Linked DNA regions of Mus musculus: region 2 is linked to region 1. The links are chromatin loops, found by intact Hi-C in ENCODE. Cell type or tissue: left cerebral cortex. All regions are shown on one strand. Each heading gives the region's core, and the rest is flanking DNA. Links, peaks and the distances in the headings are about the cores only. Region 1 holds the start of Hdac6 (histone deacetylase 6). Region 2 holds the start of Suv39h1 (suppressor of variegation 3-9 1).

The links. Peaks named below come from ENCODE experiments on the same cell type or tissue, not always from the same donor. Only the 100,000 strongest peaks of a DNase experiment are listed, where the experiment ranks them.
Region 2: it touches region 1 in a loop (2.5-fold over the local background); 3 of 42 quality-filtered maps call a loop at or near these places.

The regions. Positions count from the first base shown.
Region 1 is chrX:7,946,296-7,950,676 of GRCm38, reverse strand. It overlaps Hdac6 (histone deacetylase 6), which reads left to right and starts at 2,788. Exons shown (of 29, transcript NM_001130416.1): 1 at 2,788-3,027; 2 at 3,433-3,552; 3 at 3,646-3,774; 4 at 3,926-4,014. The coding sequence starts at 3,463. Gm39488 (a long non-coding RNA gene) reads right to left here and starts at 2,532. Exons shown (of 4, transcript XR_878039.3): 1 at 2,070-2,532. It also overlaps the pseudogene Psmb6-ps. In left cerebral cortex, for the core only: no CTCF peak of the experiment used is centred there; a DNase peak (open chromatin) is centred at 2,653; H3K4me3 peaks cover 1,676 bases; H3K27ac peaks cover 468 bases.
Region 2 is chrX:8,072,213-8,076,593 of GRCm38, reverse strand. Suv39h1 (suppressor of variegation 3-9 1) reads left to right here and starts at 1,834. Exons shown (of 6, transcript NM_011514.2): 1 at 1,834-2,050; 2 at 4,126-4,271. The coding sequence starts at 2,032. In left cerebral cortex, for the core only: a CTCF peak has its summit at 1,985; DNase peaks (open chromatin) are centred at 1,856 and 2,549; H3K4me3 peaks cover 1,701 bases; H3K27ac peaks cover 485 bases.

The sequences.
Region 1 (4,381 bases), core at 228-4,227:
ACAAGCTGACCCCTATTTATGATTACATCTGCTGCTGCTCAGGCTCAGCAGCTGATACCGGAGCAGTAGCAGATGCTGTCAGTTACCAGCTTGGTTTCCACAGTATTGAACTGAACAATTCTCCACTAGTACACATGGCTGCCAGGCTCTTTAAGGAGATGTGTTACCGGTGCAGAGAAGATCTGATGGCAGGAATCATCATTGTAGGCTGGGACCCTCAAGAAGGAGGGCAGGTGTCCTCTGTACCCATGAAGGGTATGATGGTAAGACAATCTTTTGCCACCGGAGCCTCCGGAAGCTCATACATCTATGACTATGTTGGTGCTATCCATCCTGAAGGCACGACCAAGGACGAATGTCTGCAGTTCACTGCCAATGCTCTCTCTTTGGCTAGAAAACACGAAGGCTCCAGTGGAGGAGTTATCCGCTTGGCAACCATTCAAGGATCAGGGGTAGAGCGGCAGGTGCTTTGAGGAGACCAGATCCCCAAGTTTACCACTGCCACTTTGTCACCTCCCTGAAGCCTAGATGCAAAAGCTAATAAACAGTGTTAAAGAAAAAAATAAGTAAACAAATATAATTTTTAAAACAAATGGTTGGCTGGGTGGTGGTGGCGCATGCCTTTAACCCCAGCACTTGGGAGGGAGAGGCAGGCAGATTTCTGAGTTCGAGGCCAGCCTGGTCTACAAAGTGAGTTCCAGGACAGCCAGGGATATACAGAAAAACCCTGTCTCAAAAACAAACAAACAAACAACAAAAAATACCAAACAAACAAACAAAAAACCCCAAATGGTTGTTAAGCTGGGCAGTGCTGGCACATTCCTTTAATCCCAGCACTTGAGAGGCAGAGGCAGGTGAATTTCTGAGTTCGAGGCCAGCCTGGTCTATAAAGTGAGTTCCAGGACAGCCAGGGATATACAAAGAAACCCTGTCTCAAAAAAAAAAAAAAAAAAAAAAAAAAAAAAAAAAAAACCAACCAACCAAACAAACAAAAAAACCAAATGGTTATTAAGCTGGGCAGTGCTGGCACATTCCTTTAATCCCAGCACTCGGGAGGCAGAGGCAGGTGGATTTCTGAGTTCAAGGCCAGCCTGGTCTACAGAGTGAGTTCCAGGACAGCCAGGGCTACACAGAGAAACCCTGTCTCGAAAATCCAAAAAGAAAAACCAAAACAAACAAAAAACCCAAATGACTGTTGCTGTTTTGTTTGTTTGTTTAAGAAAGATTAACTGGGCACAGTGTTGCCCAGCTGCTCAGAAAGCTGAGACATGAAGATCCCTTGAGGCCAGAAGTTCTAAGCAGCCTGGACATGAAAGCAAGGTCATTTTTAAAAGAAAGGAAGTGTATCATAAAGATTAGATGTGGATGCAAAGCCTAAGCTATTTGCAATCTTAGCTTTTATAAGGTTTACTGAGCCCCGTTGTGCAGGAACCGTCTCTATTGTTCGGCTGGCGGGCATCACCATCCTAGAATGTTTTTAGGTATTATTATTATTTTCTTTAGTGTGTGTAGATTTAGATAGCCCGTGCTGAGAACATGTTCTGTGCTGAGAACATGGAGGACTGAAACTGGCATTTGCAAGAGGTTCAGAGGGTCTGGCTGCTGGAGTATGGAACTGTCAATCTATTTGCTAGTCAGTGATGCAGAACTCCAGATGGATTCTTTCTGGTCTCTGCCAACAGGTCCTTAGGAAACGATGTCCTTGACATGGGGAGATCAGGACAACTCGGCCACCTGTGGGATTTATACTTAGAAGGGATGGCCATCTCAAAGAGTCACAGGGACAATTTTCCTTCCTCGGTCCACCACATGCTGTAAGTTTGATGACTCGGTGGAGGGGGACAGGTAGGCTGAGCTCCCATTCAGGAGACACTGTCCTTCGAAAGTCCATTCTGGCCTTGGTACTAGCATCTCAATTTTCCAGGTAAGGAAACAGGACAGAACTGTGACCTGTCCAAGATCTAAATCTAAGTCCCCGTGTGTGTAGTCTACAGAGCAGCTTTACAATGCAAACTACCTCACGAAAGTCGGGCTTTCTGACATAGTGAGCAGCCCCACCCCTGCCTCACCTCGTAGAGACTCCTTCCAGTCCCCATTTCCGCTGCAGAACATTAATAGCTAACATTTGGGGATGCTTCTTGAATACCATCGCAGTGGCCACCAGCTCAGAAACTTATCAGCATTTACTATCACGCTCATTTTGGCTGCCACCAGCCAAAGTCTATTATTAGCGTTTATCTCCAACTAGTCACCCGCAGGCGCGAGTTACGTCAACGCCAAAAGCAGCTCGGGAATCTAGCTTCTTTGATTTGTTCTCGAATCACTGCACAACACAACTGATGTGGATCCGTAGGTCTCCTAGGATGACTAGCCTGGACTTGAGACTGGCAGCCATAGCCAGTCAGAACGACCGCAGCGGCGAATGCGGGGGTGGGGTGTGCGTGCGTGTGTGTGGGGAGGGGTGGTAGCGCTAGGGGCAGATCCGGGTCTCGAACTAGGGAGTAGCACCCCACGCAGGCGCAGTATGATCAGTTTCCATGGCCAAGCTCGCGAGAGGTGTGGTTTGCGCCTGAAGCGTTGTGGGCGGACTGAATCCATGTTGGGGGCTGGACGTGGGCGGGCAAATGAAAAAGCTCAGCCCAATGGAAAAGAAGGGATCAGGTGCCCGGGGCCACACAGGTCGCCGGGAATTTGGCGGCGTGAGCCTAGGGCGGAGTTTGAAAAGGAGGCAGAGCTCAGTGAGTAGGGACGGAAGGATTGGCCAGCGTCGGTGGCTGGGCGGGAGATGGGCGGAGGCTTGGAAGGGGCTGAGGGAGCCTGGTTAAACGGTAGGCGTCTGGGAAGGGGGTGGGGTCTGAAGGATTCTGATCGAAAGGGGCAGTCCTCGGAGCAGCGGGGCACGGGGAAAGCTCGGGGCGAGATCTGCGCGAGTGGAAGGCGCTGGTTCGGCCCTGCAGGAGGTGGAGTTGAGTGAGTCTTTAAAGGTGCTGCCGAGGCCGCGGCAGCCCGGTCTGGCGGACTAGAAAGGTGGGTGATTTTTCTGGGGAAATAGGCTGAAGCGGGCAGGTTGCAGAAGCCAAGCGTTCCGGGCGCAGATTAGAGGTATGAAAGGATGTGGGAAGTGGATGGGGGGGGGGCGGTGATTGGGTAGGGCAGGCCTAAGAAGAGCCTGATTGAGCCTGGGGTTACCTCGTTTAGTGAATAGGCAAAATGAGGAAAGAGAATCGGATAAAAGCAGCGAGGTCCAGGGGGACCGGACAGGACCAGGTTTCCTCTAGCAGAAGATGGCCTGGGGGGTGGGGGCGGTTTAGAAGGCTCGGGAATGGACCCGGTGAAGGCTGCGATCTAGACTAGGGGGCGGGGCCGAGGAAGGGACAGGGATGTGGGGTCCTCTGGACACTCCAGCTGCCTCACCAACTACACCTTTGCTAGAGCCTTTCCAGGAGCTGAGGCTCTTCAGCCATGACCTCCACCGGCCAAGATTCTTCTACTAGACAGCGAAAGAGTAGGCACAATCCCCAGTCACCCCTTCAGGAATCCAGCGCCACCTTGGTGAGGCCCCAGACCTGCCCTGATGGGGGGGGGGGGTGGAGGGTGAAGCCAGCCAGCCATGTCCAGACTCTGATTTTTCTGTCTGATTGGCAGAAGCGTGGTGGAAAGAAGTGTGCTGTACCCCACTCCAGCCCCAATCTAGCGGAGGTAAAGAAGAAAGGCAAAATGAAGAAGCTGAGCCAACCAGCTGAAGAGGACCTAGTTGTGGGGCTTCAAGGGCTGGTGAGAGAGACCTGGCTGCAACTTGGCCTTCTTTACCAAACAAAACAGTGATTCCCCCCCCTCCCCCCCCCCATCCAGGACCGATGGTATGAAGTGTTTTCTCTGATTGTAGTCCAGAGTGAATCTGGGTTTCTTTTCTTTGCCCCTGCAGGATCTGAACCCTGAGACAAGAGTGCCAGTTGGTACTGGATTGGTGTTTGATGAACAACTAAATGACTTCCATTGCCTTTGGGATGACAGGTGGGTGAGGCTGGCACCTCCAAATGATCCCCAAACTAGAACATTTCCACAAGTGCCCCTTTCTTCTCACAAACAAGAGTGAATTTTTGCTGCTTCTAGCCTGTAGTCTGGAAGCAGGTGATTTAGGGAGATGGGGATCATTCTTGAAAGATTTCTCTGTTAAGCCAATAAACAGTTATCAAGAGTCTCCTGTGTGCCGAGACTTAGTGATAGATGTGAGCAATAGAAAAGTCCCTTCTCCGCTGGCCGGTGAGTGTGCAGGGAGATCATTAAACCCCCAACAGCGGTATAAACTGTTCAATGAAGACCAAATGACTGGGCACTCCAGGTCTCTGTAGCCTAGGCAGCCTGGAACTCACTATGTAGT
Region 2 (4,381 bases), core at 251-4,250, 130 kb before region 1:
GCTAGGCAGCTATTTCTGATGGCTGGTTGTCTACCTAGGCTGAGTCACATGATACTGAGCATTCTGACTAAACATCCACAGGTAGTACGGTCAGTGGGATACCTAGACTGACTACCTGCTTATCTGAAAAGGTGAGAGGGAGAATGAATGAGTCCCGGGGTTAGCTGAGGAACAGCTCTGTCAGGAAAGCTCCCCCGTCCCCCTCAGATACATGCATGGTTGCAAAGTATCCTGATAGAATCCAAGTCTCTCTGAGGAACCTAACACTTCAGAAGATTGACCCATAATGGAAATGAGAAAAGATAGAGTCATTATAGGAACCCAGCTTGACTTGACCACAGCCATTTTAGTCAACTTCAGTGGTGGTAGGGCACAGGGCCTCAGCATACTTTCCAAACCTATAGGATAAACAAAGCCATTAAGATAAGGCAGGCTCCAGCTGCAGATGTAGCAGAGAATGACCTTATCTGGCGTCAATGGGAGGGGAGGCCCTTGGTCCTGTGGAAGCTCGATGCCCCAGCAAGTAAGGGGATGCTAGGGTGGTGAGGCGGGAGTGGTTTGGTGGTGGTAGGGGAGCACCCTCATAGAAGCAGGGAGGATGGAGGATGGGATAGGAGGTTTCCAGGGGGAAAATAGGGAAAAGGTTTAACATTTGAAATGTAAATACATAAAATAACCAATTTTTAAAAAAAGGAAAAAAAAAGAAAATCTAAAAAAAAAAAAAAGATAAGTCAGGGAAGCATTTCATGATAACTACTGATGCCCAAATTACTTTAAGCTGATATTTAGTGAAATGGATTTAGAAAAATAATTGATGGGCCACATTGAAGTTTGTGTAGCACGTAACTCTGTCCTCCTGCTGTGCAGTATAGGGTTTCTCATGTCTTGTTGACACTAGAGATATGAATACGTCTGTAAATCTGTAATAATTGCACTTTGCGAAATCCTGGCTCTTTCTAACTCTTCTGGTATATGTGCGTGTTACTGTGGACTGTGTACGTGTGCATACACATATGTAGGCTAGAGGTCAACAGCAGGCATCTCCCTTGATTGTGATCCATTTTCTTTTTAATTCTTATTACATTTATTGGGTGTGTGTATGTGTGTATGCAGACACATATGTAGGTCAAAGGTCAATGGTAAGCATCATCCTTGATTGATCTCATTGTATTTTTTTTAATATTAAATTTATTTGGGGTATGTGTGTATACACCTACCAAAGTGCAGGTGTGAACAGAGGACAGCTTACAGGAATGGGTTCTGTCCTCTAAGAGCAAGCTTGGGGCTCCTGTCTCCCTCCTCCAGCACTTTGTCGCTGGGTGTGGCTCTTACATGGGTGCTGACAATAATTTGTCCTGACCTAATCCCAGTCCACTTCGGGACATGGGTGGCCATTGGAGTTTGAGACGTCTCCTTCAAGGAAGATGGAGAAAGGGCTGCCTGGCTAACAATGTGATGGGGACAGTTTGAGGGAATAGCAGGCTGCCTGACAAGGGTTGTGCTTCTATGAACTCAGACGGCTGCAGGGCACAGATGGATGCTACTATTGACTGAGTGTGAATGAAGAAGCGAGTGATGGAAACGGACATCTGATGGCGGCGACCGACTTATTATTTATTTCAATCAGGTGACTGGCTGAGCACCTATATATATGGCTCTAGGTCCACCCTGGCAGTGAATGCCTGCGCGAGGTTAAAATAAATGACTGGCAGAATTGGGGTTGCACAAAACAAGCCCTTTATGACTGGCTGACGCCGCGATTGGCTAGCAATATGACTGACAAGGGGCGGGTCCTGGAGCAAAGGCAAGCTTTGCTACTGCGCAGGCGCACTCTGAATAAAGGCAGCGAGCACGGGCTCTCGAGACCACTCCTGGTGACGGGAGGAGTCCAGGCACAGCTCCGCGGTTGGTCCGAGCCGGAGCTGCGAGCGGCGAGGAGCGGCCAATCGACTGCGCGTCCCCGGCCACGCCCGCGCGCGCTCTCTTCTCGCGAGGCCGGTTAGGCCCGAATGTTGTTAGCTGTGGAGAAAGATGGCGGAAAATTTAAAAGGTGAAGCTGTGGTGCTAGAGACGCGAGCTACTGGCCCGGCCGAGTAGAATGGAGGGAAGGTGGCCGGGGCTCCAGGCCAGGCGTCCGGAGCTACGGAGCCTGGAGCTGGAAGGCCGGCGCGGCAAACGTGGGGGCCGAGAGCGCGGGCCCGGCGCGCGGGCAGGGCGGGGCTGAGGGGAGGGGGCGCGTGCTTCGGCCGCGGGGGGCGCGGGGCTGCGCAGGCCGCGCGCGGGGTTTCTCGGCCGCGCGCGGCTGGCCGGCGCGCCTACGCGCGTGAGAGAGAGTCCTGAAGGAGAAGGTTGCGGCCACGCGCGGGAAAAGGCGGCTCTCAGTGACCGTTACCCTTTCGGTTTCCACGGGAGACGCCGGAAGGGGAGGAAGAAGTGGAACGGACCCCCTTCTCAAAATGGGGGAGCCGGCGACTCTAGGTGGGAAAGGGATCGAGGCGAGATGGGGGCAGGGTTTTCGGGTAGACGAGTCTCCCCGGAAAGCGGGACTTGGTGGGGGGGCCTCGGTGAGAGGAGGGCTCGGCTCCTCCATGTGCAGGAAAAGAGGGGTGACTTGTGCGTGCTGGGCGGGCTCCTCGGCCTCGAGTAGAGCGCTGAGAAGAGATTCCACAAGTGTGAGCCGGAGCTGCGGTGGGGAGGAGTGCGGCTGCTGGCACTGCAAATGGTATTTGCAGGCCACTTCTTGGGGCTTTCAAAGGCGTTCCAGACGCAGGTTAGAGGCTCCGGGAACCGAGAGGCCTCGGAGGAGAGGGATTAGTCTCTGCTGGGCCTTGGATAAAAAAGGATCAGTGTATATGTACGCAGTGATCTTTTTTTCTTTTGAAGTGTTTGTGTGTTCTTAGGTTACCATCTAGAGCATCTTATTAGGATTGTTTTAGATTTGAGTCGTATGATGGGAGGAGAAAAAAACCATCCTTAAAAGATGGCATTGGCTACTGACAGCATACACCTAGCATCAAGTGGTTTTGTGACATATTTTGATTTTTTAAAAATGGCTTCTAAAATTACGTTGAAGAAGGGATGTGCTCTGAAGCAAAAAAATGTGTATACTTTAAATCCGCTTCTCTTGAACAATAATTTTGGTGACCAAGAGTCATTGTCGGGGCTTACCTACCACATGTATTGTTTACATGTTCCTGAATTGAGAGCAGATCCCTTCGAATTGAGTTGTACTTTTCACCCCCGAGACAGGGATTTTTTTTTTCCTTGAGACAGACTACGGCTGTCCTAGAACTCAGAGATCAGCTTGTCTCTGCCTTTCCTGGGTCTAAAGGTATGCACCACTATGCCCAGTTTAATGTAATATCTTTCTACAATCTTTATAATTACAAAACCTAAAGTCCTTTGAAATAAAAGTCTTTCTTAAATGTGTCACTAATCATGGCAAGGGATTTTTAAAAGTGAAATTATTCAGTGAGAATATTTAATGTGAAAAATCAAGGCTTTTGCTATAGATGTGTTTGCTGTTAATGTGTTTTGAGTATAGATGGCTTAATGTCCTATGCCAGGAATTCGCCTAAAATTACTTGTGTAAAATTCCCAAATGTTTGAATTCCAAAATCCAGTGGCCCAGGAGTTTCAGATAAGTGAAGACTTTATAGCAACACCTCTGTTTGTTGCCCTAGGGATTTTTGTCCTACCCTGACTCTCTTAGTTAACGCACCCCAGTCTTTTGCAAAGTGCAAAGAGCATTGCTTAAGGCTCTGACCGAAGGTAAGTCTGCAGGCAGCTTAAGGCCTTGGATGTTCTGCCAGTGGATCCCTTTATGGACGGGCCCATTGCTACAAGCGCCACTTCATCCTTGCCATTCCAGAGTTAGGGGGCCAGAGTTTGGAGTAGAAGATTCTCCCAGATGAGGGCATAGGTCCTCTGATAGGAGAACTGGACCCTTCCATGTGCAGGGAAAGACAGGTTGATGCTTCCTGGTGTGTAGGCTTATTTCCAGGTGTTGCCCTGAGAATTGAGCATTAGGGTTCAAGGAATTGGCACTTCCTGTTGCAGAGGATCTTAGCTTTGGGTAAGGCCCGTCGATTACATTTTTGTGAGTCTTTGGCCTTCTCATTCTAGGTTGCAGTGTGTGCTGTAAATCTTCTTGGAATCAACTGCAGGACCTGTGCCGACTAGCCAAGCTTTCTTGTCCTGCCCTTGGTGTTTCTAAGAAGAATCTGTATGACTTTGAAGTTGAATACCTGTGTGATTATAAGAAGATCCGTGTAAGTCTGGTGTGAGTGTGTGTGTAGAGAGAGAGAGAGAGAGAGAGAGAGAGAAAGACAGATACTACACTGGCAGGGGACCCTCTTCTCCACCAACCCCACATCTGTTT